Regions from separate parts of the Mus musculus genome. Here region 1 is linked to region 2. A link is a loop called in an ENCODE intact Hi-C map of the cell type or tissue named here. Cell type or tissue: gastrocnemius. All regions are shown on one strand. Links, peaks and the distances in the headings refer to the core of each region. The heading gives the core; the rest is flanking DNA. Region 1 overlaps Dpf3 (D4, zinc and double PHD fingers, family 3). Region 2 overlaps Rgs6 (regulator of G-protein signaling 6).

Region 1 (14,847 bases), core at 7,962-10,461, 190 kb after region 2:
ACATAAACAAAGTAAAGGTAAAATGAGACCATTGAAGCTGGGGAGACAGCACAGCTGGTAAAGTGGATGTGACAACCTGAGTGTAGACACCCCCCCAGAACCTATGCAAAAAGATGGAAATAGTTACACACATCTGTAATCCCAGAGCTCGGGAGGCAGACACAGGTGACCTCTGGCACTCTCCACAGCCAGGGTCACCAAATCAGTGACTTTTACATTCAGTGAGAGACTTGGTCTCAAAAAATAAGGTGAAAACCAACTGAGAGCACATGCAAGTGTGACAGAGGCACGGGGAGAGAGGGAGGGAGGGAGGGAGGGAGGGAGGGAGGGAGGGAGGGAGAGAGAGAGAGAGAGAGAGAGAGAGAGAGAGAGAGAGAGAGAGAGACTACTAGGGTAAGTCCTATCCAGTTTGCCTGGTTAACATTATAAGAAGAGGTTGCATCGACCCCCCCCCCCAAAAAAAATCAACAAAATTACAAGACCCCAGAGCATATGTGCACAGAAAGGGCAGAGGTGTCACAGGACAGTAATCTGCAAGCCAAGGAGAGGAAGGAGTTCAGGAAAACAACCTTGGGTTTTCAATCCCCCAGAACTATGAAAAAACTAATTTCTGTACTTTAAGACTCCAGGTCTGAGCTATTTGACTGTGTTGACCATAGCACACTAATAAAGAAGTCAGCACTACCAGTGAACATGGGGTGTAGACCAAGAAGCACACACAAATCCAAACAAAGGTCTTGGACAAGGGTGTGTCCGTGATTTCAAATACTTAGTGACAGTACCCATCTGGAGTCAGTCAGTTAAGCTGACAAAGTCAACCACATAGGAGTCAACTTTAAATTTAGAGTCTGGGTACTTTTAAAAGTCAGATTCTTGGTTCACTTTAATACACACACACACACACACACACACACACCCCAGGGATTAGAGAGGTGGATCAGTGGTTGAGAGCACTTAATGCTCTTTCAGAGGACCCAGGTTCAATTCCTACATGGTGGCTCAACCATCATCTGTCACTTTGGTCCCAGGAGATCCAACACACTCTTTTCTGACATCAGTAGGCACTGTCCATGCATGTAGTGAGCACACACATGCATGCAGGCAAAATGTTCATATACATGAAATAATAAAACTATATCTTAAAAAAATTAAAAGAATATGTACCAACAAACTGCATAAAGAAAGCAAAGCCCACACCATCCATCCATGAATGCCCTTCCCTCCAGCGATCTCAGTAAGACCCAGATCTTGAAGCAAGCTTAGCAGATTCCATGGCCACATCCTGCTTTGAGGTTTCTGGCATCCCAGCAACCATAATAGATGGTAGGAGAACCGGTCGAGTGGTAAACCCTAAGTTCCACTTTGATTCCTAATTCATAACTAGAAATTGAGGAAGGAGAGAAAGAATAGACACACAGATCTGCAGGGTCACTTTGAGTCTTCAGAGCCAAATGCCATTCCAAGTGACATATCCATCAAGAGCTAAGTAGTGATCCATTCAGGAAAACCATAGAAACCCATCAACAGACATCAGTCAGTCTCAACCACTGTGAGCAGACCTTCTGAAGCCAAGGAAAAAGGTGGACAGGTCTAGCCTTTGACGGTGGCCCAGTGAGGACACTCCCCTTCTGCTGGACACTCATGAGTCAGCCCACCTCTCTCTGGAACAAGGCTGACCACGTGCATTCTGACTTGCTTACTCTTAGCTGGCGGCTCAGCTCAGCCATAGGTGTGGTTGCAGGCTGAACTTAGGGGTCAGCTTACTGCAGACCGCTGGAACCCATCATAGATTTTTTTTTTTTACTGCCAGATGCCAGAGTGGAAATAAGAAGATGGTCTGGTCTCCCACACTACCTGCCCCAGCCCTCACACCCTAACCTTACAAGTGGAAACTCACGTCTGTGGTTCTCATTTCTGTGGTTGGGTGGGGATCGGGTCTCCTGGTCTTGGGCTTCGTCTCCCTCCTCGCTGGCCAGGTGAGTATGAGCGTAGTGGTAGCTGAGTCCTGGCCGGTTCTTGTAGCGCTTGCCACAGACTAGATAAGCAAAGAGAAGGAAAATGTCAGCAACTTCTTTGGTCACTCTCTCATACTCCGGGGCAATGGTCCCCAGTTGTCTACACCAGAGCCAGGCTTCCCCTTAAAAAATACTTCCTACCCTCAGACCCATACCACTGTAACCACATGGCTCATGGACACAAAAGAGGTGTAACAATGCAGGGACTAAGGGCGGTCAGTGTAAGCGCCACCATTCTGCCTGCAGAAACCCTGGGCAAGACAGAGAACTGTTCAGTGCCTCTATTGCTTCAGAGAAGAAATGGGAATGTTAACAGGACTTACCTCATTGACCCTACACAGCACAGAGTGCTTAGGTAAGCGCTGTTGGACTGTGTGTTTGCTCTGGAGCTAGGGATGCTAGGCAAGTACCCAGTTACTAAGTAAGCCATACTCCCAACTCTGCAGAGAGCCCTGCAAATGGCGCTGAGCACACAGAAATGGGGATTATCACATAGCTTTTGAATCCAATTATCACTGGAAGCCTATCCAGTCCAACATTTCAGGTCATCAGCGAGACAAATGAGGCTCAGTCACACAAAGTGACATGCGTGGAACACACAGCAGCGGAAGAGCCACCAGAACCCCAGGTCTCCTGGATTCCTCGGCAGTGACCCATCTGCTGCCCCCGTGGTTGCATCTGTAGGAAGCAGGAAAGTTTCCATTGGGTAAGACTCTCCGTGTATCACCCTGTGATTTACGCCAGGAAAAATGTGCTCTATCCTCACCACCAACACAATGAGACTGAGGCATTCAGGGGGCTGTCGTAACCAAGAGCTTGTGACCTCAATGCTCCAATTAGCCTCTGGCACCCCAGGCCTCTCTCAAATGAGACAACTTGAGACAAAAGGCAACTGATAACACTAAAATGGCATCTTAGAAGCAAGAAGAAAGGGGGAGGGGGGTTACTTGGTACTCCCGCTGCTCCAGACTGAGAGAGCAAAAGGCAGGCAAAGTGACCTCGGGGCAGTCCGCCAACGTGCCTCCCACACACTCAGCCCAGACCTCAGGCTTTGGGAGTGGGATTGTCAAGTACAGGAGCTTTTGGGGTCTTCAAAGTGAAACCATGGTCCCAAATGCTCATCCTACTTGCGCTCACAGACGACCAAGCAAGGTGGACTTTGCTTGGGGCACTGGGGAATGAGCTGGCTCTGAGGGACTGTCTCCCAGATCAGAGACCATACTGCTTCATGGGACTCAGACCTGAGCTCAAGCCCCGGTTCAGTAGCCGTGACCATCACTGTAAGGAGAAGCGCTGTTAGGCACTACCATAAGGACTTTTCAGAGCTTGCCTTTTCCTCAGATTCTCCTGGGGTTGGCAACATTACATAGCACCATCTCTTCTCTCCCTTATTTAAATAAACTAATTCTAATTAGCATAATTCATCCTGAGTAATAGCCAGGACAATAGTTTCAAATGGCAGAATTGGGCATCTCCTACTTTTATGAACCTGGATCTAGTGTCTCCCTGCTTTGAATGACTTGGTCGCTAATTTTTAGCTTTTATTACATTTAAGAATTTCCTATTACTCCTGACTTAGAATCTTATTATAGGAAAGTTTTTATTGACTGCCCTTTAAGCATCTGCTAATACTCAGCCTTTCTTTAGTTTATGGATATGGTGAGTTAGGTTGGTTTCCTAATATTTCCTATCATCGAACCATTCCTGCGTTCCCTAGAACATGCTCCATTTGGTCAGAGTATATTGTTCAACTGATACACTGCTGGATTCAACTTGATATTGCATCTGAACTCAGATGTGTAGAGCTTTAATTTTTGAACTACCTTTGTCAGAGCTCAATTTTATAGTTATATCAACTTCCAAAGTGAAGTAAGAAAGTTTTGCTATGTGAAACTGAACAAGATATGTCCAGTTTCTGGGTGCCTTTTTTCTGGGAATGAAGATAATAATGCTCATTTTGAAGCATTATTATGATCTTAATTAGAAGACTGTAAATAGGATTTGTTAAGAATCTTACTAAGTCTAACATAATAGCTGTTCAATAAATGTTAACTAATGGGCAAGAGACATCAGCCTTGTTTGTCACATCTTAAGGGCTGGACCCTCCCAAAGAAAAACTTTGATCTCTCAACCTGTTCTGTAGAATCTGGCATTGGTTGAACATCCTTGATGAGTGTTTAAAATTCAAGATGGGGGCCTAGCAGCTATAAATTTAAGGTCCCTCCCTCCCTCCCTCCCTCCCTCCCTCCCTCCCTCCCTCTCTCAAAACAAACTAAGATGGTGCCTTGCATCTCAGTTCCATGTGACTTAGGAGGCAAGACCTAAAGAGGCCCCTGAGATGCACTCTCTGCCTGCTTGTGGCTTTTTCCATTTAACCTTTTAAATGATCTGAGTTCAATAAGCAACAAATTACAGGGCCATTGGATGTGAATCTACTTAGTCACCAAACACACGTTGATGAGGATGCTTTCAGTGTTAGCACAAGGCAGCCTGGGCCCTCCCCAGATCCACCCATGATCCTAAGTGAGCTGTTTGTGCATTGCTGGGCCAGCCAGTGCTTTTTTTTTTTTTTTTTTTTTTTTGGTTTTTCGAGACAGGGTTTCTCTGTATAGCCCTGGCTGTCCTGGAGCTCACTTTGTAGACCAGGCTGGCCTTGAAATGAGAGATCCACCTGCCTCTGCCTCCTGAGTGCTGGGATTAAAGGCGTGAGCCACCACGCCCGACTTTTTTTTTCTTAATCGTAGAATTTCAAGATCTTAACTGTCACCAGGACTAACCATCCACTAAGATTATCCCACTAATACTCCAGAAGCCTGTTCTTGGACTCCAGGGATAAGAACTCCCCACCCTTCAGGACAGGTGCCCCCCAGGACTCGAGTAATGATCTTGTCTATGCCTGCAGTCTTCCCTTCAGGGTGCTTCCCTACTGACTTATTTGATGTCTGCAGCTCAGCCTCATCTGCTGCCATGCACATTCTACAAAATATATTTATTCATTGGCTGGTGAAAGGACATAGAAACAGTTGTAGAAGAGACGAGAACCAAGAGTGGAGGCAAGCCTGTAGTATCTTATCCATCTATCCACAGTGTGGTGGTTTGAATACAGTTGGCCCCTATAGACTCATGTGTTCAAATGTTTAGCCTTATAGGGAGGGACACTATTAGGAGCTGTGGCCTTGCTGGATTAGGTATGGCATTGTTGGAGGAAGTGTGTTACTGTGGAGGTGAGCTTTGAGGTCCCTATGCTCAAGCTATGCCCAAGTGTGGTACACAGTCCCCTTCTGTTGCCTGCAGATCGATATAGAACTCTCAGCTCCTTCTCCAGTACCATGTCTGTCTGCACAATGCCAGGCTTCCTGCCATGATGATAATGGACTAAACATCTGAAACTGTAAGCCAGCCCCAATTAAATGTTTTCCTTTATAAGAGTCGCCATGTTCGTGGTGTCTCTTCACAACATTGGAATCCCTAAACTAAGACAAACACTAATGGCTCTGAAAGCCTATAAAGCTAAACTCAAGTGGTTCATCCATCTCCTCCCCTAACACTGTAGAGAATGGCTCTCTAGAAAATGAATTCTTTTGCTAGAGCACATATTCTCAACATGTGCTTCCCAGACAAGCACTACCAGCCTTACCTGGGAACTTGTTGCAGAAACAAACTCTCAGGAGCTCCCCCACCAGCCCCTGAATCGGAAGCAATGGGAATTGTGGGGGATACTCAACCACCTGTTCAACATACCAGGGTCCCACATTGTCCTGGAAGTTCTTAGTTCTAAAGCTTGAGAAGATTTAGGCCTGACTAATCAACCTGGTCTACCTACTTTCCTAGTGTGTGTAGGGTGTAGGGTGGAGTCTCCCTTGAGGCACAAGATTGGTCACTAGAAGATTCAGATCCAGGCAGCTCAGGAAAGTGTCCTGGAAGCCAGACTCCCTTATACAGTGCCTTGTCTTTTGTGGCTCATTTGAACAGTGTCTGTCAATTCGTCCCTAGACCTTCAACAATGTACTAATTAAATGCTAATACACGCCAGCTCAGTGTTGATGAAAAGAGGAAGTCAAGGAACCCACATCCCTCTCTTCCAAGCAGCTCTCGGTCTAGCCAAAGAGATGAACGTATAAAGGAGAGATAGTGCATGGCTGTGTGAGCAGGGATGGCTGAGAGGGGTATCTGAGACAGGCAGCAGACAGCTGGAGCTGGGGGAGAATGGATTCCTAGGGTAAGAACCCCTTGCAGGAGAGCATGAGATGAGCAAGATTTACCTGCGGCTCCAGAGCCTAGCCACTTGGTACTGAGAGCCATTTGAGAAAGCTGCAGCAAAGGAAAGGGGTGGGGTGGAGGGAGCTAACAAGAAAGGCACAGTTCATCCTGACTGTGAGGGATGAAGGGAGGCAGTTAACCTGGAGGATCAACTTAATCTGGTCCATATGTTAGCATACTGCTTACAGGATGAATTTAAAGATGGCTGGACACTATTTGCCTTGCTGGTGAGTGGGGGGGAAATGACCTTATGGGTGGAAATGAATCATGAAGAGAGGGGTCAAGACAGAATCTGGCAGAAAGCAGAGTAAGAATGGTACCAACTAACATGGCTGTCTCTGGGGTGCACTGCCCAGACCTGGCTTCATCTGGCACTGGGTTCCGCCTCCTTCTTGCCTTCCTGTATATTTCTTAAGCAGTTTTCTCCTTACCACAGAGCCTTCCAGTGTGCTCATCCCTCTGCATAGCCTAATCCCCACCCCCAGTTTGCCTGATGAGCATCTAATCACCCTTCGGCTCTTAGTTCTAATGCCCTTCCCCAGGGAGGTTCTGCCAATCATCAGGACCCTGGTGTTCACCGTCCCAGGTCTAATCCACATCACTCCTACAGGCAACCAGTGAGACAGACCCTGTACATTCGCACACACTAACACACCATATCCACAGTGGTCAGCGTGGGATCTGACTGCCACAGGCACTTGGATGTCAGCTAGGGGACGTGAATAAGGCACCCAGATCCCTGATTTGGGTGAGCTGTTAGAATGTAGGAGAAAAATTAGATTTAAGGAAGAAAGAAAATGGGTTCGGCCTATGGTACTTTTATTCTTATGGAGAGGGATGTGGCTGGGCTACAGGCACCCTGGCACTGGAAGTTACGGGTGTTAAGATACAGCAAGGGAAGCCGTGGAGAGGACCCACAGAGGTAGAAACTTGAGATTCCTTGTTTTAATTGGGTAACAAAGACTCACATGATGGCCAGACGCATGTTCCACCGAAGGAAGGTTTCAGGACAGAAGAAGCACAGAGGCCCCAGCTGGGACTCTTGAATGCAACAAGCAAACATGTTCAGGGCAGTCCAGTCCCATGGTGAGGGCTTGAATGAGAAATGTCCCCCCATTGTGGTCTGGGGCATTCAGACACTTGACCCCAGCTGGCAGGGCTGTTTGGGAGGCTTAGGAGGTGTGGACTTACTGGAGGACGTGTCACTGGGGCTGGGAGGTGGACTTTGAGGCTTAAAAACTTCAAGCCATTTCAAGTTCACTCTCTCTGCTTCCTGCTTGTGGTTCAAGATGTGAGGTCTCACCTGTTCCTGCTCCCATGATTCCTTGCCGTGCTAAGCTCTCAACCCTCTGAAACTAAAAGCCCAAATAAATTCTTGCTTCTATCTATAGTGAGAGTTTTAGAATTTTGCTTTCCTTTTAAAAAAACAAACAGAAATATAAGATTGTTTTTGTTTTAATCCCAGGTGTGGGATGTGGGGCTGCTTCAGATGTCCACAGCAGCTGGCTAGGATTTGCCCACTGCTCTAGCAGGGGCAGGAGTCTGGCGGCTGTGGATAGTTTTTGATGATTGTGTGATGTTTGATGTTCTGGGGACTTCTTGGGGGTATATAAATGCTAGGGACCTGAGAGGCAGGGTGGGGTGTTGGTCACAGTTTGTTTAAGTATCATGCACAAAGAAACAAAATGAAGAAGAAATTAGATATGCTGACGGCAAAAATCAAACTTGCACCAAGGAACTCCACACACTAATCAGCAGGAAGCTGTCTGACAATGATGTTACCCCCTTTCTGCTTCATGACTTTACTCAGGAATCTCCTTCTGTCCCCCCTGTCTTGTCTAGTGTTAGGGGGTTGAAAGGGTGGATAAAAGGAGAACCGCAAAGTAGCAAAAGACAAGCTACATCCATGGGTTTCCTTGGTCACGGTGTTGTATCACGGCAACAGAAAAGTAACAAATGCACAAATCTTAAAAGTGAGCAGACTGAGGCTTAGAGGCAGAGGCACTAAGAAAGGCCAAGAAATGGAGACCAAGAGGGGACCATTGCATATGGCCGTTGGAAGGCCACCACAGCAAGAAGATAATTCATGGCCTTCTGGAAGCTGAGACAAGGAAATGAGGATGTACCAAAGGCTAATAGACTACTCCTTCCAGCAGAAGACAGGGCAGCTGGCGAGGACGGGGACTATAGCTAGGAAGGAGAGGGATATAATGAGTTACCAGGGTGGTCTGTGAGCAGGGCACAGGCTGAAGGGAGGCAGCCGGGGAGGGCAGCTTGAAAGGCAAGCTAGGAGGAACTGGGGTTAATGGAGAAGACACTGAGCTCCAGACAAAGCTACTGATACTAAGACCTAGTCTTCCAAGTGACATCATCACAGGGTAAGAGAGGAGGTCAATCAGAGTGCGACGGAATCAGAGTGCCACGTTTTGATGGGAAGATGTGCTTTGGAAAGCCTGTGTTGACTGCTGTAGGCAAGCTGGAGAGGACGCCGGCCTCCTGTGTTTAATCCTACTTTCCAGTCACTCCAAACACTAAGGGCCAACTTCATAGGCAACTGATCTGGGCAATCAGAATGAGCTTTGCACTGGGTTTCATGTTCTTTGGCTACCATCTTGAAATATACTTCCTGTGTGTGTGTGTGTGTGTGTGTGTGTGTGTGTGTGTGTGTGTGTGTGTTCATGAGCATCCATGCATGCATTGTGTGTGCATGCATGGAGGATTCTCTCTATGTCTTGGAGCTCACTGTAGGGTAGACTAGCAGGCCAGTGAGCCCCAGGAACACCTGCCTATATTATCTCCAGCGCTCCGATTCTAAGCACACATCCACCATGCCTAGCTTTTTACATGAGTCCCAGGAACCAAACCCAGGTCCTTTACACTTGCAGAGCAAACAGTTCACCAACTGAGCGCTACCTCCCCCCCCCCACCCCTTCTCTCTCTCCAGCCCCTGTGGATCTTATCTTGCCTCGGAAATCAGGGAGTGGTGATGTGGGAATTACTCCAGTGAAAAGCTTTAAATCCACCAGGGTGAACCTAGGCCCCGAGCAAGCATGGCTGAGTCAGAGAGTGGATTCCTGGAAGTTTGCCTAGGGCAGGTCACTGGTCGTCATGCCAGTGTGATCAGCTGTGCTGGCCTCGGTCGGTTTTGTCATTGGAGAAGGGGGAACTGCACGGGCATCTGAATAGTCTACATCTGAACTGGGTGGGTTCAAACTCTGCCTGAAACTGCTAACGGGCATGATCTCCTCCATAAGCCGCTAAGTGTGCCCGCACCTGCATACCCTCTCTGGAACGGGGGCTCGCTGCAACAGCACGCCTACCTCACCACAAGGAGAAAGATGTAAGACAACCATTTAAAAGTGGATCCATGGTGAGACTCAGTCACCATCAGCTGTCACCATCCCCCACTGCCATCGGAGGGGCTCAGGCGAGCACAATAAACCCCAACAGGGAGGGAGCTGGCGTGTTTCTCCTCCAAAGTCTGGGGTAATGGGGTAGGGTAGGGAAGAAGGTAAGGAGAAAAATAACATTCTGAAAATAAAGTACTGTCGCCATCTGCTCCCCTCTCATCAAGTCGGCAATCCTGCCCTGGAAGGAGCTGTCGCAGGGAATCAGACTAAACCCCAAGACTGCTGAAGCATGCAGAGAGGGCTGAACCCCCAGCTTCCCGCTATAGCCTCCTTCCCCAGGGCCCACTGCTCTACGTCATGTGTGCCTCTGCAGCCATCACCCCTGGGACCAGTCAGCCCCATCTGCGCTCAGCCTAAGGTCCTTCTTTTCACCTTGGCAAGCAAGCACCTGGATTTTGTGTTCCTGGCGCAGCGCGTGTGAAGAGCAATGGCTGTGACAAGGGAAGTCCAGCTTGCCTCCCTCTCTCTCCTTCCCCCTGGGGCAGATCCATCTGTCAAGCTGCAGAAATAGCTTTGCCCACATTCCTAGTCCAGAGCTGGGTACTCCACATGGGACCTCCAGGCTAGAGTTACGAATGCCATCAGTGTTGTCCCAGAGCAGGGACAGCATGTCCCCTAACCCCCTACCCTACTCCAATCGTTGTCTGGGGCTGGGTGGAGGGGGCTGGAGGGGAGGGGTGGCAGTTTCTGTGAACAAAGCCGGCTTCAGCAGACAGCAGAATCCTTCCTGCCGGGGAGAAGCGGCTGCCTTCCCTACTGATAACTTAATGACTCTGGCACATTTTCATCAGCCCAACTTGGAGCACGCAGTGGGTATCTGAGCCAGTGGTTCCCAGAGACTGAAAGCAGCGACTGAAAGCAATTACAGGATGAGTGTCCAAGAGACAAAGCCGAGGCCTTGGGAGCCACAAGGCGCATTGCATTCCCAGCGTCTGCCCATGGCACAGACACACAGCCCCTTCCCTCTACAGCCCAACTCCTTCAGCTAGGACGCAAATCACAGCACCCGGCATCTGCTGCTGGCCGGAGGGCATCGTAACTGCAGTCAGGCAGCCTCCAATCCCTACCACTTACAAGATGTGGATCCCATTTTACAGGTGGGGAACCTAAGGGTGGGAAAGGATAAATGGCTCCCCAGATTGGCAAAGCCAGGATTCAAACCCAGGTCTGTCTGTCTGTCTGCCTTTGCAGAATACAGCTGCCATGTGTTTTCTGCTTGTCACTCCTGTCCCCGGCTCTCTCAGTGCCTGGGGCTGACCTCCATAGCTTGCTTTTCCCAGGGGCCTTCACTCTGCATGATGTCATCCTGTTCACTTCTTCAGAGTGGAACCCACAGCCTGCAGGGCCTCACGCGTTCCGTTTGGTCAGAAGAACCATGCACTAACAGGCTGGCTGATAGACGTTTGGAGCTCTACACACCTGGCCAGCGCCCCTCTTTGTCCTCTTTGCAGTACCATCTATGGGTAAGGAGAGCCCCCACCCAGTTGCCCAGTAGGGAACAAAGTGAGAAAAGTCCTGTGTGATGCTGATAAACTGAGATTGAGGCAAAAAAAAACAAAAAACAAAAAACAAAAACAAAACAAACCAACCCAGGAGAGATGCATCTCAGGGTGGGCTTGTTCATCCCTAAGGACCATTTGAAACAGCTGGGGTTTCTTTAAAAGTCAACAATGGCTCCACAGGACCCAAAAGAAAAGAATGAAAGATTCATCCAGCACCTGCAACATTTGCATCTGCAGTTGCCTAAGTGCCTCGTGCAGGAGCCCCTTTCTGGCAAGCCCAAGGCTTCCACACTAGGGTGGGCCTCCAAGGCTGGACTCCAGATGAGCTGGTTGCCTCCGCGAGCCCTTTGGATCCAGTTCCAGCTCTTTTACAAACCCTCTATACATCCCTGAACAAACCACACTGTAAAAATATTGAGCCTCGATCAGATTCCTTCTAAGTCCTCTCCATTCTAGTTCCTCGTGGTTATTCTCTCTCAGCCTTGAAAGGTCTGTGTGCCCCCTGAATCCCTTACCCCCTCGGCTATGATAGAAAAATGATATAAGCTCCTAGCCATAACATACGCCCAGGGTCTGCTGACTCCCATCTCCCCACCAGCCCAGCAAGGCCAGCAGCTGCATTCCTGTGATGTCAGGAGCTGGGGGAGTAGAAATATCCTGACATTTCTGTAGGGTTTTTTTTTTCCTTTTTTGCAATAAATTCTCATGTAATGTAGGCTAGCCTTGAACTCACTATGTAGCTAAAGCTGGCCTTGAACTCCTGATTTCTTTGCATTCACCTCCCAAGTACTAAGATCACAGGTATATACCACCACACACAGCTGACATCCTGCCTTTTTACAAACAAACATCTCAAGGCCTGGCATTGTCCTTTATTGTGTGAGTCCAGACCCAGGACCCAGTAACCACTGAACCCAGCTGTAACTAAGGGCAGCTGTCCTGCTTCTTTAGGAACTTATATGTGAATATGGCTTCCAGTTAGTAGCAGGAAGAAGAGGGAAGTCTTTCATTTCAAGATGCTATGTAACTTGCATCTGAGCACCCAGAAGAGAGATGCAGACAGCCTCCAAACCAAACTGTTTTAAGTTTCCCACCCTACTGAGAAACATGGCAACAAAAAGCTGGCAATTTGCCCCGTGACCTAGGGGAAGTGACGTCACCTAAGCCTTAGTTTCTTTGTCTGTAAAATGGAGGTCATGAGTCTGTATACCACAGAGACAGGGTGAGGCCTGGGTCAGTCCGAGATCATGAAGGACACATTTGGGGCCTGCCCGCAGCATGGCATCCAGAACCCTAGCCATTTTTGCCAATTCACTCAGTTCTATAGGCTGCATCCCTGGATCTAACAACTCCAAAACCTGGTACACAGAACACAACCAGGGATTCCCCTGGGGTGATAAGTGCCCTTGTCAGTGTGTATAAAGAAAATAAATATCTATTGGCAATATCCATGAAGAGGGCAATGAACTGATGCCTTTCCCCACTCTCTTACTGAGCCTTCCTAGAAACTCTAACACTTGTATCCACGTTATTAGTTTTGGATGTGTCCAAGGTCACAGCTAGGAAATGACATGGCAAGGTTTCAAATCCTGGGCTTTTGACTTCAGAACCATCTTCTTTCAACCATCCTCTCAAAACAGGGTTTCTCTGTATAGCCCTGGATGTCCTGAAACTCACTCTGTAGAGCAGGCTGGCCTCAAACTCAAGAGATCCGACTGCCTCTGCCTAAGAGATCTGACTGCCTCTGCCTAAGTGCTGGGCTTAAAGGCGTGTGCCACCACTGCCTGGCTTAACCATTATGTCTAAGGCAGTGTCTGAGTCCCCATTTCTAGGGAGGCCCATGTTACCATGTCTTTAATTAGTTCTTTAAATAAATAATAAAATATAATTCAATTACACAAAAATAATTTAACTAATAAATATAACGGTCAACATTCCTGGGGGGAATAAACAGAGAAGAGTCAAGAATCAGAGCCAGTTACCATGGTGGCAGCTCTCTCCTTCTTGGAAGCTTGTGGGTGTCCCCCCTCTGGGGACCTCTGTCTACCTGCTAGGTCTGGATGATGACCTGAGGAATGCTGTACCAGTACAGAGCAGACTTTTCATGACTCCTAAGTCACCCCGTGTGACCTTTTTGTGACCCCTAGCACCTTTAGGGAAACAAAAGTCCATTGCTTCTGTTAGACTTTCTGCCTGGGCCTCCTGATACTTCCCGGCTTTCCTGGCAAAGTCCCATCACTCTCCAAATGTCCTTCTTTCCAAATGTTCCACTCAAGCCTCCCTTCACGTCTCAGCGTATCGAGCTCCAGGTACCAGGAATCATTGATGCTTCTCTCTCCCCCGCTCACAGGCAACCCTCTTGCCTCTTGCTCTCAACCATAGTCAAGTCTGCAGGGTCTCTCTCTCTCTCTCTCTCTATCTATCTATCTATCTCTATCTTTCTCTCTCTCCTTTCTTTTCCCCCCTCCTCTATCTCTACCTCTGTCTATCTCTCTGACTCTCTGTCTCTGTATCTCTTCTTCCCCCTCCCTCTCCCTCTCCGGAGGCCAGAAGACAGCATCCACCATCACTTCTCAAGCACCTTCCACTTATTTGAAGTGGACAGGGTCTCTCACTGGCCTGGAACTTGCTAAACAAGCTAGGCTTGCTACCTAGCAAGCCCCAGAGATCTACCTGTCTCTGCCTCTCCAGCACTAGGATTTCAAGCTTGGGTACCATATCCAGCCTTTTCCATGTGGGCTCTGGGAATCAAACTCGGGTCCTCACAGTTTCAAGGCAAATGCTTTACCAGGTGAGCCATCCCCACCATGCTGTGGGGTTCCTGTCACAGGGCCTGCTTTGTTTTCTTAATTCATTTGTTCCTGCTCTTGGTACTATCCAGGCTTCTCCTCGTTTTCTTATACATGACTGGGCTCCAGGCATCTCACCTGAATCATCCTATAGATTAACTTTTCTAAACATGCCCCCAGTTTGACAGTATAGTCACTCTTCGGATGAGCCCAGCCTGGTGTCCTGTAATCCCTCCTGCCGTAGACACCTGATACACACTACCGCACACTCTGTTCTGGACAAGGTGACCTGTCTCTTGTCCTGGCAAGCTCCTTCTCCAGCCATTCATCAAGGGTTTGGGATAGCCCTGTGCTATGGATTTGGTACCGATGGCCTAGGACATGGTCCTTGCCTGAGATGGTACGCTGTGTAGCCTGAGAAGACATACACACAGGCAGACTGCTAGCACATAGTACGAGAGGGAGCTTTGTGGAGCACTCTCAAGGTCCACATGGAACACATCGCATCGTTTACCAAGGATGGAAGGGGTGGGAGGAGATTCACAGCTGCAATCACATCCCCCCTCTCCACTTACTCCCTGCATGACCCTGGGAGAGTTATTGACCCCTCTTCTTCCCAGTCCTCGTCTTGAAGATGGCAATGACCGTAGTTTCTATCTCATGACCCTTCTGTGAGATTGAAATAGCTCACATAGAGGAAACTCATAGAGCATTCCAGATCCATAACCTACGCCAGGAACCATTGCTATTATGACTTCTCTACACACCTCTACAGAAATTCTTCTGTATCCATGGAGACAGGAATCCATTCACTCTGTACTCATTTAAATCTGACTGGCCTTGAGATATATCCTCTGACCATCCCCCCCCA
Region 2 (14,847 bases), core at 4,048-6,547:
AAAGTAAACACAGCCTAAGCTTGACTTTGAAGAGTTCACAAGACATCACAGGACCAAGTGAAAACAGGGACTATATTCTAAGCCACGGCACTGAATTAGCCATAGGTGGGTATTGGATAAAATGTTTCTGTGACCAATAGTTGAAACAACTCAAGGGGAAAAATGTTCACTTTGGCCCCTGACTACAGAGGTTTCCGTGGATGCTGGTGGAAAGGGTGAGACAGCAGACACATTCGTGGCCAAGGAGCAGAAAGAAAGAGAACACCTGCACCTTGGGCGTTCCCCTATGCCCGCTTTCAATACATCCATGCTCCCAGCCTATGGGGGCAGTGCAGCCCACATCCAGGCTGTCTTCTCCCTTAGTTTATCCTCTATGGAAATGCGTTTCACACACACACACACACACACACACACACACACACACACACACACACACACACTGCAGATCTGTGCTTCACTGATCCCCTAAACCCTTCCCAAGCCAATCAAGTAAAAACCATAAATCAAGATGAACTATCTGTCACCTGGTGCCATATGACTGCCTGGCCATGCAGTCCTGAGATGATGTCGGTACTCATGGTGTACCTTTGCCTTTCTGATCAGCCCCGTGCTGGCTGTGAACTAGACAAGGTGATCTTACTTCAGGCTCTGCTACAATAGTTCTTTCAGCAGTCTCTCTAGAGCATTCTAACCACAGCTCAGGGGGTTGCTTTGGTTCCTGACCAGGCCTGTGCAACAGAAGCCCTGACTTCTAATCATCTACACTAGGTTAACACCTAAAACATCACCTGGGGTCAAATCCAAGTACTAGTTTCTCTGGCTACGGTTGCGATGGAGGCTTTTAAATGGGATTACATAGTCAAATGGCTTTGATAACGCCATTCATCTAGTAAAACTATGGGACTGTGGGGTTTCAGAGTGAGGAGGCAGCTCTGAGTACTATTTTAATGGATTAAACAATCCCAGCCTCCCTAGGCCATGCAAGAAACAAGCCGTACATTCCCATCTGGTCTCTCTGTGGGGTCAGCCAGTCCCAAACTCCATCTCCAGCTGGGTCCCCCATAGGTCCTTCTGTTCTGTTCTGGCTCCACGATGGAATGATTCAGAGTATGTCTCTTGTTGGTTTCTCAGCTCGAAAGTAGACTCAAGAGCCCTTTGACACCCGAAATCTCATAGATAGTAAGAAGAATGACCATAGAATCCTATTCACCATGAAGGCCCAAGGGGTGTCTACTTGCTTAGCTGCTCACTGCAGTCTGCGGGCTTTGCTGACAAAAGCTGCAGCATAACCTGGGCCAATTTTCCAATAAGACTAAGTCTCAGGAGATATGCATGACACTGAAGTCCCAAGTGCACTGACGAGTGTGTCCCTGGCAGGTGTTCCCTCCCTTCTGCTATTTCCATTTGTGCCTCTGCCAGCAGCTTTGCCTGGTGCCAGGAGGGCTACATTTAATCTTGGGTGAAAGAATGTGCGTGCACACGTGTGAATGCGCCAGCCCCCAGCCTGCATGCATAAATCCAGACTTAAAGAAGGTCCCCTCTGATCCACGACAGGAAGGTAGATAAAGAAAATAGAATAGCAGAGTGAAAAAGCACAGCCCGGGAGCTTCCCGTAATCCTCTCCGGAGGCCCCGGTTCTGTGTTGATGGTACTCAGAATAATTGGACACTAAGAGGAAAGTTGAGTTTAAGTCACACGACTGGAAGACCCTTCAATCCCTTATCACAAAATAGCTGTTCTCATTCCCCCCCCCCCCTCCGTTCATTCCTTTCATTACAGACCTTGCTAAACCAATCCATGACCCAGGTTCCAAGGTCTCAGGGTTAATCTGTCTCTGCCCCTTGTCCACAGTAGCCATGCATGGCTGAGCAAGTGCACCTTTATCATGGTCTTTGTGCACAGTGGCCCCTGGGAGCTGGGGAAAGTGTACAGCTTGAGGCTCCTGTTTGCCTGTTACATTGGTCCTGCTGGGATGTCCCCTCTCCCCAGGGCTGGTCATGAGCCCCGGATGCTGGAATCAAAACAGAAGAAGAAAAAGAGAGAAAGAGAGGAAGCTGGGTATATTGCAAAGTGCTTTCCTATTTCTGTCTTCTGGTGCTCTTCAAATCTCTCTAGCACAAGGGATATTTCATTCAGTCTTACCAGGCACAGCATATGGAGTGTCAGCGAAGTAGCCAATTGGTGAAATTTACCCTAAGACTTCAGAATAATGAAAAGAGGGCCTCAAAGCACTGCCTAGACCTTTCAAGGAACGTAGTTGTGATGACATAGTATCACAGGAAGGCCCCTTCTGATCACTGTGTACATGGTATATGAACATGATCATATAGATGCCTGAATGAGTGTATGTATGTGCACATGGATGCACATACAAAAGTCTTCAGAAAGCACAAGTACAGATCAGATGTCATTCTTGATCATTCTCCGCCTTATTTTTTGAGACATGATCTCTCACTGAACCCGCAGCTCATTGATCTGGTAGCCTGGCTGGCCAGCAAACGCCAAGGGTCTTCCCTGAATGACACGTGCACACCTGGCCTTCCATGGGTGCTGGGGATCTGAACTCAGGTCCTCACACTTGTACAGAAAGCAGCTTACTCCACACCCCTCCCCCGGCCCCGATCTTTTTCTTCAGGGTGGGTCCATGAGATGCCTGAGGATAGAAGAAGGGGGCAGGTCCAACCACACACGTTGCTATGACTGTCTACACCAGAGGCCGCTCATCTCTTGTTCTAAGCAGCCAAGCCAAGTCCAGAGTTGAGCTGCCCTAGAACTGTGGCCACTCCTGGGCCAGCAGGTTGGGAGCCTCACAGTCCTGAAGCGTGCCCTACAGAGCTGACTTTATCCTTTTCCCTGTTTTGTGAAGTCCCTCCACCCCCAACCCCCAAAATGGTGACAGTGCCATTTGCCCCTGCTCCTGCTCCATCTTCCCTGTACAAACCTTTGTCCTCCTGGCCTGAGACCCTCAGCTGTACAGCAGGGCATGAGTTAAAAATCAAAACCTGCAACAAAGAGCGTCCCCCTACATTTTTTATGAGCTGTAACATCTCCTGAGAGGGCAGAGTTGTTCTTCTAACCTGCAGATTGATGGCCCTACTTCCACACGGTGTCAGCTGAGGGAAGAAGCAATTAAAGCAAGCACAGGGGGGTGCCAGGTTTTGCCTCAAGAGCTCCATCTCCAGCCATAGCTTCAGCAGTTGCCCCAAGCCCTAGGAAGACCCCAGAAGTTTCATTAGGGCCAGTGGGGATCCCACAATAACCAAACAGATGACAAGTCAGAAGAGAGTGACTCCTGAAAGGCTGTGGCTAACTTCAGCAGTGGCTCCTGTCCTGTGCCAAGCTCAGCTTGGGCACTGTTCATGCTAGTTGTTCATGGGGGCAACCCCGCATCCCAACCAGACAAAAAGCTCTTTTTTTTTGTCCATTGTTCTGAGTCACCCAGTGACCAGCAGAGGGCACAGAAACACATCCTTCTGCCAAGGAGTTCACTTTTTCTCTGGGAGCAAGCTCAGGGCTGTGTTGTATAGCCTCTGAACATTCTAGCTAGTGAAAAGGCAGGTAAGCTGGTAAGTGCGGAGATGTACAGACCTCCTGATGGAATGGTAAATGATCGATGGCGCATGGCTTCTTGTGCGCTAGCCAGTCTGGAAGAGAAAACCCCCATTGCTTGTCAGCATCTAGGGAGAAAGGGAGCAAGTGAGGCAGTCCTGGACCATCCTCCAGTTCCATGGACCCCAGATGTTTTACCCTAGTGCGTTTGGAGCAAGCTGCCCTCTCCCAAGACCAGTTTCCTCTCCTGCATTCATTTCTAAGTCACGAACACAGATCAAATGCCAGCACAGCACCACCTCTCTCTGCTCTGACAATTGGCAGTGGCTAGGGGAGAGGCAAGGCAGGTGGTCTCCACACACCCTGGAGCCACCAAGCCCTGCCAGTCCCTAAGGCTCTCTGCTTCCAGCCGAGGGCTTAGTGCAGGATGGTTGCATTTGATGGAGCGGCTGGCATTTGACAACTAACCGCTTCCTCAACGGAGCGGTACCTGCAGGCTTTTGATAAGAGCAGCCATTTCTCTATCCTCAATGGGCCACCCATCCACAGAGGATACACAGAAGGAAGCTTTTGTGGCTCTTTGGCAATGGGAGGGCAGGGAGGGGGTTGGCCTGAGCTCCCAGTTCAGCTCAGACTGGCAAGGCAAGAAGAAGGCAAGCACAAACCACAGCCTGTTCTGCATTTCAAATCATCACAAAGGTTCCTCTAAGCCAAGATGGTAAACACATAAGAGATGTCAGGATGCTGTTGTGACAACATTTTTGCTGTCACCTAGGAGAGACAAGGTAGGTCATCTCCAAGACAGACAGAAGGCTGGGCTGAGTCCTATGTACACAGAAAGAGAAAGCTGTCCAGGGAATGTCACTCTTATACACTCTGTGCCCTCCCCCATCCCTTTCTCCCTCCTCCCCCCACTTCCCCTTCTCCCTCTCCTGTGACATGCCTGCTGTTTTTCCTTGTGTTTTGATAAAGCGAAAATTCTCAACTTGAACTGATGGAAGAAATCTTTTGATTTCAATGTAAAAATATATTTGATTTGATTCTGAAGTTTGCTTTGACATCCTCTCTGCTCCTTCTGTATACTCTGGGAAGGATGTGCCATACAGTGCCTCTCTCGTCCTTCTGCAAAAGGCATCCTGAAGCCCCCTGAAACCACAGGGGTCTACAGAGCCTAGAAGCTTCAGATATTCTCAGGGCCTTCCCATGGGGTCTCCATGGCTTCCTACACAGCAGACTAGATTAGCAAGGGACAGATGGTAGAAGGTGACCTCCCAAGTGACACTGATGGAGGAAGCAAACAAACAAAAAAATCACCCATGGACCAACTATTTGTGCGAGAAGTCACGGAAGCCCCACAGGCACAGGGAGAAATATGACCCAGAAGGCTGTCCTCAGCCAGAGACTTGGCCCAGAGGCCATTCCATGCTCCTTTATTGACCCAGTAGGTACCATAAAGCTCTGCGACTTCTCTCCCTGGAGGTAGATGAGATCCAAGGAGGGCTGAAAGGCAGGAGATGAAAAGAGCATCTTCGAGGCCAGGCAGCTTTTATCCCCAAACACCACTCAGGGTGGGAGTTGAAATCCTAAAATCTCAGGGTGGGAGGTGGTGATCCCAGGGTGACTGGCCTGCCGCTTGCTTGTTCCTTGGCTCCCACCCAGGTGCCTGGAAGCATTCCAGAGTTAAGTGTGGCTGGGAAATCATCCAGGGTCCCTCTTCCTTCACCCACTTTGTACCCATTTCCCAGATGATCAAAGTCTACCTGGAACAGTACAATTCCAGACAGCTACAGAGCCAGGCTGAGAACAGAACTGACTTCCCTGTTTTCTTGATAGAGGGGTGTTCTTTTCTTCTTTGCCTTCTTGGCTCTTCAGGTTTGGGGGGGGGGTTTCTTTAAAGAGATCATTAGATTCCTAAAGGGCAAACTGGGAAAGTTGGAGATAGCCTGGAATCAAGCACAATGTCCCAACGTTCCTAGTGGAAATGGGGCTGCATTACTTAGGTCTGCCACTGGGTGACACCTTTGGGCCACACATCTGTGAGCTGCAGAAAAACACGCAACTCCTTTTTAAGAATAAAAATATTTAATACTATGAATAAGCAAGTACATCTTTCTTTGGGTGGAATTTAACGGCAGATTGAATGGCCTTTCTGCCTTATGGCTCATCTGAGTTCACCCACACCCACACACACACACACACACACACACACACACACACACTCATGTCTGTGTTCTATTGCCTGTGGCTGTGCACTGTACACTCGGCACAGCAGTGGATCCTTCACTGTCTCACTGAGGACACAGGCCTGTCCCCTTTGCAGGGGAGGGTGTGCCCTCCAGCCCTGGGTGCCACTGAGATAATGCCTTGGAGAATCCTGGAGCAGGGGGTGCTGGGGTTGCTTTAACTCACTTGACTAAAGCTCTCAATGGAACGTGTTCATATGGGGCTCTGTCCATAGCTGAGAGATTCTGGGGAGGCAAGTGGAAGTAAGGGTGGGTACTTTTCTCTCATACTCCCTAAAGAATCTTTTGGTAGAGATGCCTCTCCAGCTTTATGTCTGACATATCCCCTCTAAACTGTTTATTGAGGACCTACTAGGTGCCCGGCACCATATTGAGAACTGATGTGAATACCTGCCCTACCTCCCCCCTCCACCTCCACCCCTTGTTGCTCTCTAACATGAGTGGCTGGCTCATTCTAGACAAAATGTCTTTTATAAATTCAGGGTTCTGCATGCTTTTGGGACATGTTCCTTTTAATTTTTTTATTTTATTTTATTCGTGTGTGTGTGTGTGTGTGTGTGTGTGTGTGTGTGTGTGTGTGTGTGTGTAGATACCTACCTGTTTATATGCACACCACATGCCTACAGTACCTGTGGAGGCCAGAAGAGGGAATTGGATTCCCTAAAACTAGTCACAAGGAATTGTGAGCTGGCCAGTGTGGACGCTGGGAACAGAACCCAGGTGCTCTAGAAAAGCGGCAAGTGCTTTTAACTGCTAAGTAGACGCTTTAATCTCTTTTTCCTATTTTGGTGTCCCTAAGTGGCCCCAGCCAGATTTGACAGCAGGGCTCACGTTGTGTAGAGATCTGCATGAAGAAGAGTTGATGTTTCAACCAAGCAGAGTTTTTATTTCTGGAACACTTGGTAATCTCTGGAGATATTTGCTAGTTGTCGTAGCTTAAAAGATGCTGCTGATACCTAGTAGGCCGTGGGGAGGGGCTTGGGACTTGGTGTTCTATCTATGAGACAGCCCCTCTATACCAAAGAGGAATCCCCCAGCCTGAATGGCTATTGTGCTGGAGTTGAGAATTCTTTACTCAGAGGGAAGAGGACATCTTGCCAGTCCCCAGAAGCTCACATCTTCTTATGTGTACTTTTATTCTGTCCCCATCAGTACTCTCTGTACTTTTAGCAGTCCTGTGGAACTCACATGTGGCGTCAAGACAGGCAGGGGACACACAGCATCAGCTCTGGAACCGTCTCTAGCAGTGTCCAAATAGAACTGACTGTGTTTCTGCTTGCGCTCCAGGTTCTGGCTGTCTGTCCAAGATCTCAAGAAGCAACCTCTACAGGACGTGGCCAAGAGGGTGGAGGAAATCTGGCAAGAGTTTCTAGCTCCCGGAGCCCCAAGTGCAATCAACTTGGATTCTCACAGCTATGAGATAACCAGTCAGAATGTCAAAGATGGAGGGAGATACACATTTGAAGATGCCCAGGTTTGCTCATTGACCCAAATTATTGTCATAGGGCATTCCTTAATCACTTTACAACTCGATCCTTTAATACAAATCAGAGGTTTTATGAGTAGTTTGACCATCAGCTTTCACTATTTATAAGTCAGTCAGTAGAAACTGTGCCAGGTAAGTGTACAGTGAAATCCCAAGATCTTCTTGTTAGGTTACATTACTACACAGATACAGAAATTTATAGTTCTTCAAGTTAGGATGCTAAGTGGAACTGCACCCTGGGAAACCCACCGTGAGTTGAACTAGTTTAGTAAAATGTACTCACTACGCACGTCAAAGCTTATCATTTTCAGAACACGGTCAGGGATCTGCCCTTTTCCTCAGGAGCACAGGCTAACTGGGAGCTTCAGCTCACTCACTATCCAGTGTCTAGAAAGAGGATCATACCAAGCAGCACTAGTTGGAGAAAGATCCAGATCTGAAATCTATTGAGTGCCCATTGCTTATGCACCGTTGTAACTTCAGGGTACTGTAAGTCAAACGGCTATATATTGTGGGACCATTTGTATCTGTCTTATCTTTTCTAGAGAAAAAGAAAAGTGATTTACAGAATTTTACAAAATCTAAACCCCTCTACTAGATAGGCTGAAAACAATAACATGACACCGTTAAAGTGGGAATTGGGAGCTGGCCAGGTCAAGAATCAAGTCCACCCCTGTCCAGCTGTGATGCCCACACTTTGCACTGCTTCCATGGTGACTGTCCCCAGGCAGTGTTTTCTGGGTGTCTATATTCCAGGCCCTGAATAAAGGTGAGATACCACAAAGAACAGATGAAAGCCCTTGTCTTCAGCAAGACCCAGGTGAGAGAGACAGACAAATCAGTAGGCCATTTCAGCCGTGGGAAAAGACCCCAAAGGTGTGAGCTCTGGTGTTAAATGGAGACCACAGGATGAATTCGACCCTGCAGGGCCCTGTCAAGATGCTTACAGATGCTATACACAGAGAGTTCGAGTGGCTTGCCCTGCCACTACCATCCTATTTAGGATAGTCTACACTGCTATACCCATGCAAACAGTGACATAAGGCCATGACCAGTGTCCCTTGTCACTCGCTCAAGACTTCAGTCTGAAAACAGCTCCTCACCCACACCTTTTCTCCCCCATCTTGGTGTCCACTAACAGGCACGAGTGCCCATGTTGGGCAGATTTGACTCAGTCTTCACCCAATGACATCATGAGGCCCTCGTGGTCTTGGTAGCTTTGGAGTAAAATCCTTAAATCACAAGGACTCTTCCCCCCGCCCCCCGCCATATCTTTGTATATGCTCTTGAGGACAATATTGATGTGACTCCATAGGCGGGGGGGGGGGGGGTGTGGAGAAGCTCTTTGAGGAAGCCCTGTGCAGATGGCCTGAAACACATGATGATGAAGTTATAAGGTTATGAAACCTCAGAAAGAGACACTGGCCAAGCCATGATGTGCCCAGTCTCTGTGACACCCCAAGTGTTTCACCAGGGAAGGCTTGCTCTAGCATTTCCTCATGGAAACTCTTGAACATAAATGAGGGGAAAGAACAAAAACACAAACCTTTATGAACCTCAATATCCAACCTCAAGGGCCATGAGTATGTGACCAATCTCCTCTTTGCTGTGTCCCCGCCTACACTTTTACCTGCTGACCAGTTAAGACAGTACCCTTTTTTGTTTTAACATTGCCACAATACCATTGTCACGATTTAATAAAGTGTCCATAGCTCCTTAATACCGTCAGACAAGTGTATGTACTTTTAACAGTCCCATAAATAATTTTTAAAACACCATTTAAAACCAGATTCCAAATAAGGGCTGCATAGTGCTATAAACCAACATGTGTGTTCTTAAAGTATACTTTAATTCTCTTTCTCCCCTCCCCAACCCCTGTGCATATTTGATGAGGTCAGGCCACCCTGCCCCCTTCCCTTCATCCCCTCCTCCCTCCTCTGTGGATATTTGACAACGTTGAATGTTTCATCCTCTGAAAGCTTCAGTCTGGGTCTTTCTGGCGATGGCCCTGTGGTGCCACACAACATGTTCCTCTGTCGCCCACATTTCCTATCAATTGGGTGTTCAATTTTGACATTTAATTAGGTTTCACTTTGACTTGTGGACTTTATTGTGCTGCCCTGTCACAAGGCATGCAATGATGTGTGTGTGTGTGTGTGTGTGTGTGTGTGTGTGTGTGTGTGTGTGTGTCCTGTCACAAGGCATGCATGCAGTGATGTCTACGTGTATGTGTGTCTGTTCTGTCACAAGGCATGCAATAATGTCTATATGTCTTTGTGTGTGTGTGTCTGTCTCTCTCTTTTTCTCTCTCTTTCTCCGTGTATGTGTCTGTGTCTAGCTGTGTGTGTGTGTGTCTGTCTGTCTGTCTGTCTGTCCGGTCACAAGGCATGGCAGTGATGTCAATGTGTGTATGTCTGTCTGTTCTGTCACAAGGCATGCAATGATGTCTGTCTGTGTGTGTGTGTGTCTGTCTCTCTTTTTCTCTCTCTCCGTGTATGTGTATATGTCTGTGTCTGTCTATCTGTGTGTGTGTGTGTGTCTTTGTGTGTGTGTGTCTGTCTTTCTCTTTTTCTCTCTTTCTCCGTGTATGTGTATATGTCTGTCTGTCTATCTGTGTGTGTGTGTTTGTGTATGTGTGTCTGTGTGTTTGTGTGTGTCTGAGTGTGTGTTTGTGTGTGTGTTTGTGTGTGTGTCTGTGTGTTTGTGTGTGTGTGTGTCTGTGTGTGTCTGTGTGTTTGTGTATGTCTGTGTGTTTGTGTGTGTGTGTTTGTGTGTGTGTGTGCCTGTGTATGTGTGTGTGTGTCTGTGTATGTGTATGTGTGTGTGTGTGTGTCTGTGTGTCTGTGGTGTGTGTGTCTGTGATATCTTAGCCATTTTCGGTGTTTCTTGCTGAACTCCATTAGTTAACTGGGGTAGTGAAATCATGACGTCCTCATTTTAGCCTTCGTTCCTTGTAGATGAGCTGCAAGGCTTCCAACAGGAGGGATTCCTCTCAACTGCCCCTCCATTACCTACTATTACAGTCCATGTAAGAAGGGCAGGAGAACATTTGATTCTTTCTTTGTTGCTGGTTTCCAGCACAGTGAGTGACCTGGTATCATCCTCATTTGGTGACTGATGGGAGTTTTTGTTTTGTTTTCAGTGTCTTTTAAACTCATGAGTTTTGAACACATTTAATATGTTTTATGATCTATTTTACTGATTTTTTTTTATTGACGCATGAGTTTTTAACCATGTTTAGCCAGTTGATTCCTTCTGATATAACCGCATCAATCTTTGCTGTCATCCAAATAGCAAGGAAACTCCAAGCTTCTGTGGTCTGTCCTGGATCTGGAAGAAGCCATGTCGCTAAGGACCCCCAATTCTTCTTAGTAGCAAATGCTTAGTGCTCATGGTCCCTGGGTTGTTTGTTTCTCAGTATTTTCAGTGGACAAGCTAGGAAATAAATTGTAATGTATAATAAGGATACATTTAGCTGAACACATTTGTAAAGCCAGCAATTGGGAAGCTGAAGTAGGGAGATAGTTGAGCGTTTGAGGCCATCCCACCTCCCCCACCCCATCTCGTGTATGTGTGTGCGTGTGTGTGTGTGTGTGTGTGTGTGTGCATGTGTGTGTGTACGTGTGCATGTGTGCGTGTGCGCGTGTGCTTGTGCGTGTGCATGTGTGTGTGCATTGGCACTTTCAGTTTAGGTATAGAATTGCAGGCAGTTCTCCTAGGCCTCTTCTTTCTTACCGCCATTTCTCCTCCCTTTATGCTCAGAATCTGGGCCTCAAAACCCCGCAGAGGAAGTGTTACTCACATAACTGTTACTCACTCATCTGCTTTCTCCTATTTCTCCAGCATAGTCTGAGGGCCAGGCTCAGACAATGTGATCACAGCCTGTGATTAACCACTACGTAGTTGTCCATGGTATAGAGGCACCATGGTTTGCTTAACAAGTCCTGCCCTCCTAGATGCATGTGTTCTTCCTTATCCAAGGGATACTTGATAAGAGAACTTGAAAAATATGTACGTGATGCCTTGCTAAGATACTGAATACCTGGCCTTCGTGAGTACAGGTTCTGTGTGATCTTTCAGGTACTTCTAAATGCATTATGACCCAGGCAAGCCTGTGAGGTAGACTAGACAGGAAGATGTATCTAGACCTAACTTGTATAAATTTAAATAAATCTCTCTTCCTAAGCCTGTTCCCATTCTTAGCCTTTTCTCTGTTACTCACATAGAAGTGTGTTTCCACATATAATAACACACTCGTCCTAACAGCCTCTCTTTGGGAATGTCATCTAATGTTCTGGCTAGTTTTATGTCAAACTTGACACAAGCTAGAATCATTTAGGAAGAGGAAACCTCAAGTTGAGAAAATGCCCCTACCAGATAGACCTTTTTATTTTTAATTGATTGATGATTGACATGGAGGACCCAGCCCGCAGCCCGTTGTGGGTGGGGTCATCCCAGGCACATGAGCCTGGGGTGTATGAGGAAGCAGGGTGAGCAAACAATGGGAAGCAAGCCAGTAAGCTGCAGAGCTCCACGGTGTGTGCTTCCTTTCCTGCCTCTAAGTTCTTGCCCTGAGTTCCTGCCCTGTCTTCCCTTCGTGATGGAGTGTGCTCTGAGAGACGTAAGATGAAACTAACCATCTTCCTCCCCAGGTGACTTTGGTCACAGTGTTCTATCCCAGTAATTGAAACAATAGCCAAGACACCAAAATTCCTTAAGTCTTCCTTTCCTCTCCTGTAGAGCGGAGATCTAGCAGAACTTCCACCTGGGGTGAGAGGTGACAGAATGAAAAGAGGCAGATGACCACAGTGACTGGCCCACAGAAAGAAAAAGAAAACATTTACTATTTCATTTTCCTAATGGCATTAACGTGCTTTGTTCTTTTATGCTAAGTACACTTGACAAGTTTCACAGATTTGCATATGTTAGCACACAGAGATAACCCCTCTTTCAGTATGCAGATGTCCCTTGGCTTGTGATGGGTTATACTCCAACCAACTTACCATAAGTTGAAAATAGCATGAAGTCAAAAGATGCATTTAATACACTTCGCTGACCCAGTGTCCAGGCTAGGTGCCGTGGAACACGGGTGAACATTTGGTTTTCCCCTCTTGGGATCCTGGGGCTGAGCTATGGCTGCAGCTTGTGTGCTATGGCTGTAGCTTGGGCCCCTGCTACCCAGCATTAGGAAAGATCACTTGTCATTGGGGTCAGGCTCGGAGATGATCAAAGCTCAACATGTAGTTTGTATGAGATCCGTGTAGCTTTCGCACAACTTTGAAGTTGAAAAAAAAATGTAAATCAGATTATCCCTCAGAACTACGGTCACCCCTCAGGAGCCACCTGTACCTTCCTTCCTCGGTGTGTTAGGTCTGCTCAGGCTGTAGGATGTGACACAATGTCAGACTGGGTGACCGAGGGAGTGTTTGGTCTTCTGGGTCCTGAAGCTGGGAACACTGGGGATTACGTGACTACAGACGAGTTTTCTGGTCCTGACCTTCATCCTGGCTTCAGGAGAGCCACCATTTGGCTGTGTCCCAACCTTCAAGTAGAGAAAGCTCTTTGGCGTCTTCATTTTATCAGAACCCCAACGGCATCATGACCTCATCTAAACAGCATTGTATCCCAAAGGCTTCATCCCCATCCAACACCATGATGTGGGGAGGCAGGCCTTCAAGGGCATGAGCTCTGGAGGGATACAAACTTAGTCCATAAACAGGGTGATTATGAAAATAAGGTGACTCTTTTACATTAAATGAGAGAGCAGTTAGAGAGTTAAACTTTTCATGTGAAGGTCTAGATAATATAAACTTTAGGTTTGTGGAACACAGGGTCTGTGTCACAATGGTGATGTCACAATGGAAAGAAAATTAAAAGACCAGATGGCTGTGGCTGTGTCCCCAAAAGTGTGTGTGTTGACAATGAAATTCAACTCATAATTTTTCACACACACACATACACAAAACCGTAATTGTTTTAACTATTAAAAACTAAATCCCTAGATCATGAGCTAGATTTGAGCCTCAGGCTATATCAATTTGAACCAAGCAAGATGGCAGGAAAGTCACCGAAAAGCTCCACTGGAGCAGAAAGAGAGAGGGTCAGACATGACGACGCTGCAGCTTCCAAGCTAAGTTAGAAAGACTCCACTACGGTTTGGTCACAGCGACACTGTGACTAATCTCTGAGGACATTTTTGTGTCAGCATGGAGTGGCCCCGTCAGGGACCAAGCCTGCAGTGCGGTAGCCACAGCCTTCCTTACCACCCCAGTCACCTGCACCAAGCAGACTGTTACAGCTTCAAAGCTTCAAGAAACAGAAATGAGGTTAAAAGTCATTATGGCCCGCAAGGACTATGGATGACCTCTTCCAACATGCCGGCCAGACGTTTCCAACCCATCCCTTCCTGGATTAGAGTTTTAGCGCTGAAGGCTTATCTGGCTCCCTGAGACCCGGAGAATCTTAAGTCCCAGAGGCCAGGGCACAGACCTGATCTAAATGGAGATGACGACCCGTATGCCCTTCGAAACACCCTGCTTTGAGACAGAAATTCTGTCAGGCTACCACCATGGGTCCTGAGCTAGTGACCCACCAACGTGAAAGAAAGCAAATGCTGGTGGCTATCAGGCTGAGTGAAGAGAGGTAGGCTTGAGTGTCGCAGCTCCGGTTTTGTTTTTCATTTGACCACACTCGGTAGAGTAAGGCTTATTCCTCGTGCTTGCTTCCTGGGAGGGTTTCACAGGGCACTCTACCAGCATGGGTCCAGCGTTCGCTGATGCATTTGGCTCTTTTGACAAATTGAGCTGAGATCAAACCTTCCATAAAGGCCTGTGGGCTGTGGCTGAAGCCCTCAGCTGTTTTCTGTGTTGTTCCTATTTTATAGATTGGAGAGTGGAGTGTGTGATGGTCTATGGGCTGTTTTTAAGGGCTGGGTTTCTCTGCTCTCAACTATAGGGCATCAGTGAACCTACACTGTTCTTCACTTGCACTGAGGTCTTGGGCAAGGTCCTTGTCTCTTATACCTCAGCCTCCTCATCTCTAAAATGAAGATGCTGTCTCTCCACAGCCTATTAAGTTGGATTTTAGAAAAATCAGATGAGCTAAAAAGCTTTGGAAATTCTTTTAAAAAGATTAAAAGTGCTGTAGATTTGCAAGTGTGACCTCACAAATAATAATGATTTGAGTATTCCTTGGGGCCTTATAAATCTAAGATAAGATCAAATAAGTAATCCCCAGGAGGCACACTGGCTCAGTCCTCTAATTCCAACACTGGGGAGGTAGAGGCAGGTGGTTTTCTGTGAGTTCAAGGCCAGCTTCAGCTGCACACTGTCTCAAATAAACAAAGCAATTCTGTCAACAGCATTGCTCTGGCAGGAAAATCGTGTAATGGCCAGAAGCAAGCTGCATGGTTCATGCCTACAGTCACTGCACTTGGAAGGCTGAGCAGAAAGGCCGACACGAGTTTGAAGTCAGCCTGAGATATGTAGTGAGTTTTAGCCTGGCCTGGCCTATATAATGGTACCCCGTTTTAATAAAACAAAGAAACCAAAATGGGGGGGGGGTCCTTGG

The links. Hi-C counts contacts between places; a loop is a spot of excess contacts. Peaks named below come from ENCODE experiments on the same cell type or tissue, not always from the same donor. Only the 100,000 strongest peaks of a DNase experiment are listed, where the experiment ranks them.
Region 1: it touches region 2 in a loop (2.3-fold over the local background); 2 of 42 quality-filtered maps call a loop at or near these places.

The regions. Positions count from the first base shown.
Region 1 is chr12:83,292,465-83,307,311 of GRCm38, forward strand. It overlaps Dpf3 (D4, zinc and double PHD fingers, family 3), which reads right to left. Exons shown (of 11, transcript NM_001267625.1): 7 at 1,898-2,035. It also overlaps the pseudogene Gm18872. Among named protein-coding and RNA genes, the nearest start is that of Gm51988, 150 kb to the left of the region's middle. In gastrocnemius, for the core only: no CTCF peak of the experiment used is centred there; DNase peaks (open chromatin) are centred at 9,385 and 10,127; H3K4me3 peaks cover 925 bases; H3K27ac peaks cover 987 bases.
Region 2 is chr12:83,109,034-83,123,880 of GRCm38, forward strand. Rgs6 (regulator of G-protein signaling 6) reads left to right here. Exons shown (of 17, transcript NM_015812.4): 15 at 7,080-7,266. 1700030I03Rik (a long non-coding RNA gene) reads left to right here and starts at 12,382. Exons shown (of 2, transcript XR_872868.2): 1 at 12,382-13,920. In gastrocnemius, for the core only: a CTCF peak has its summit at 5,553; DNase peaks (open chromatin) are centred at 5,209, 5,562 and 5,805.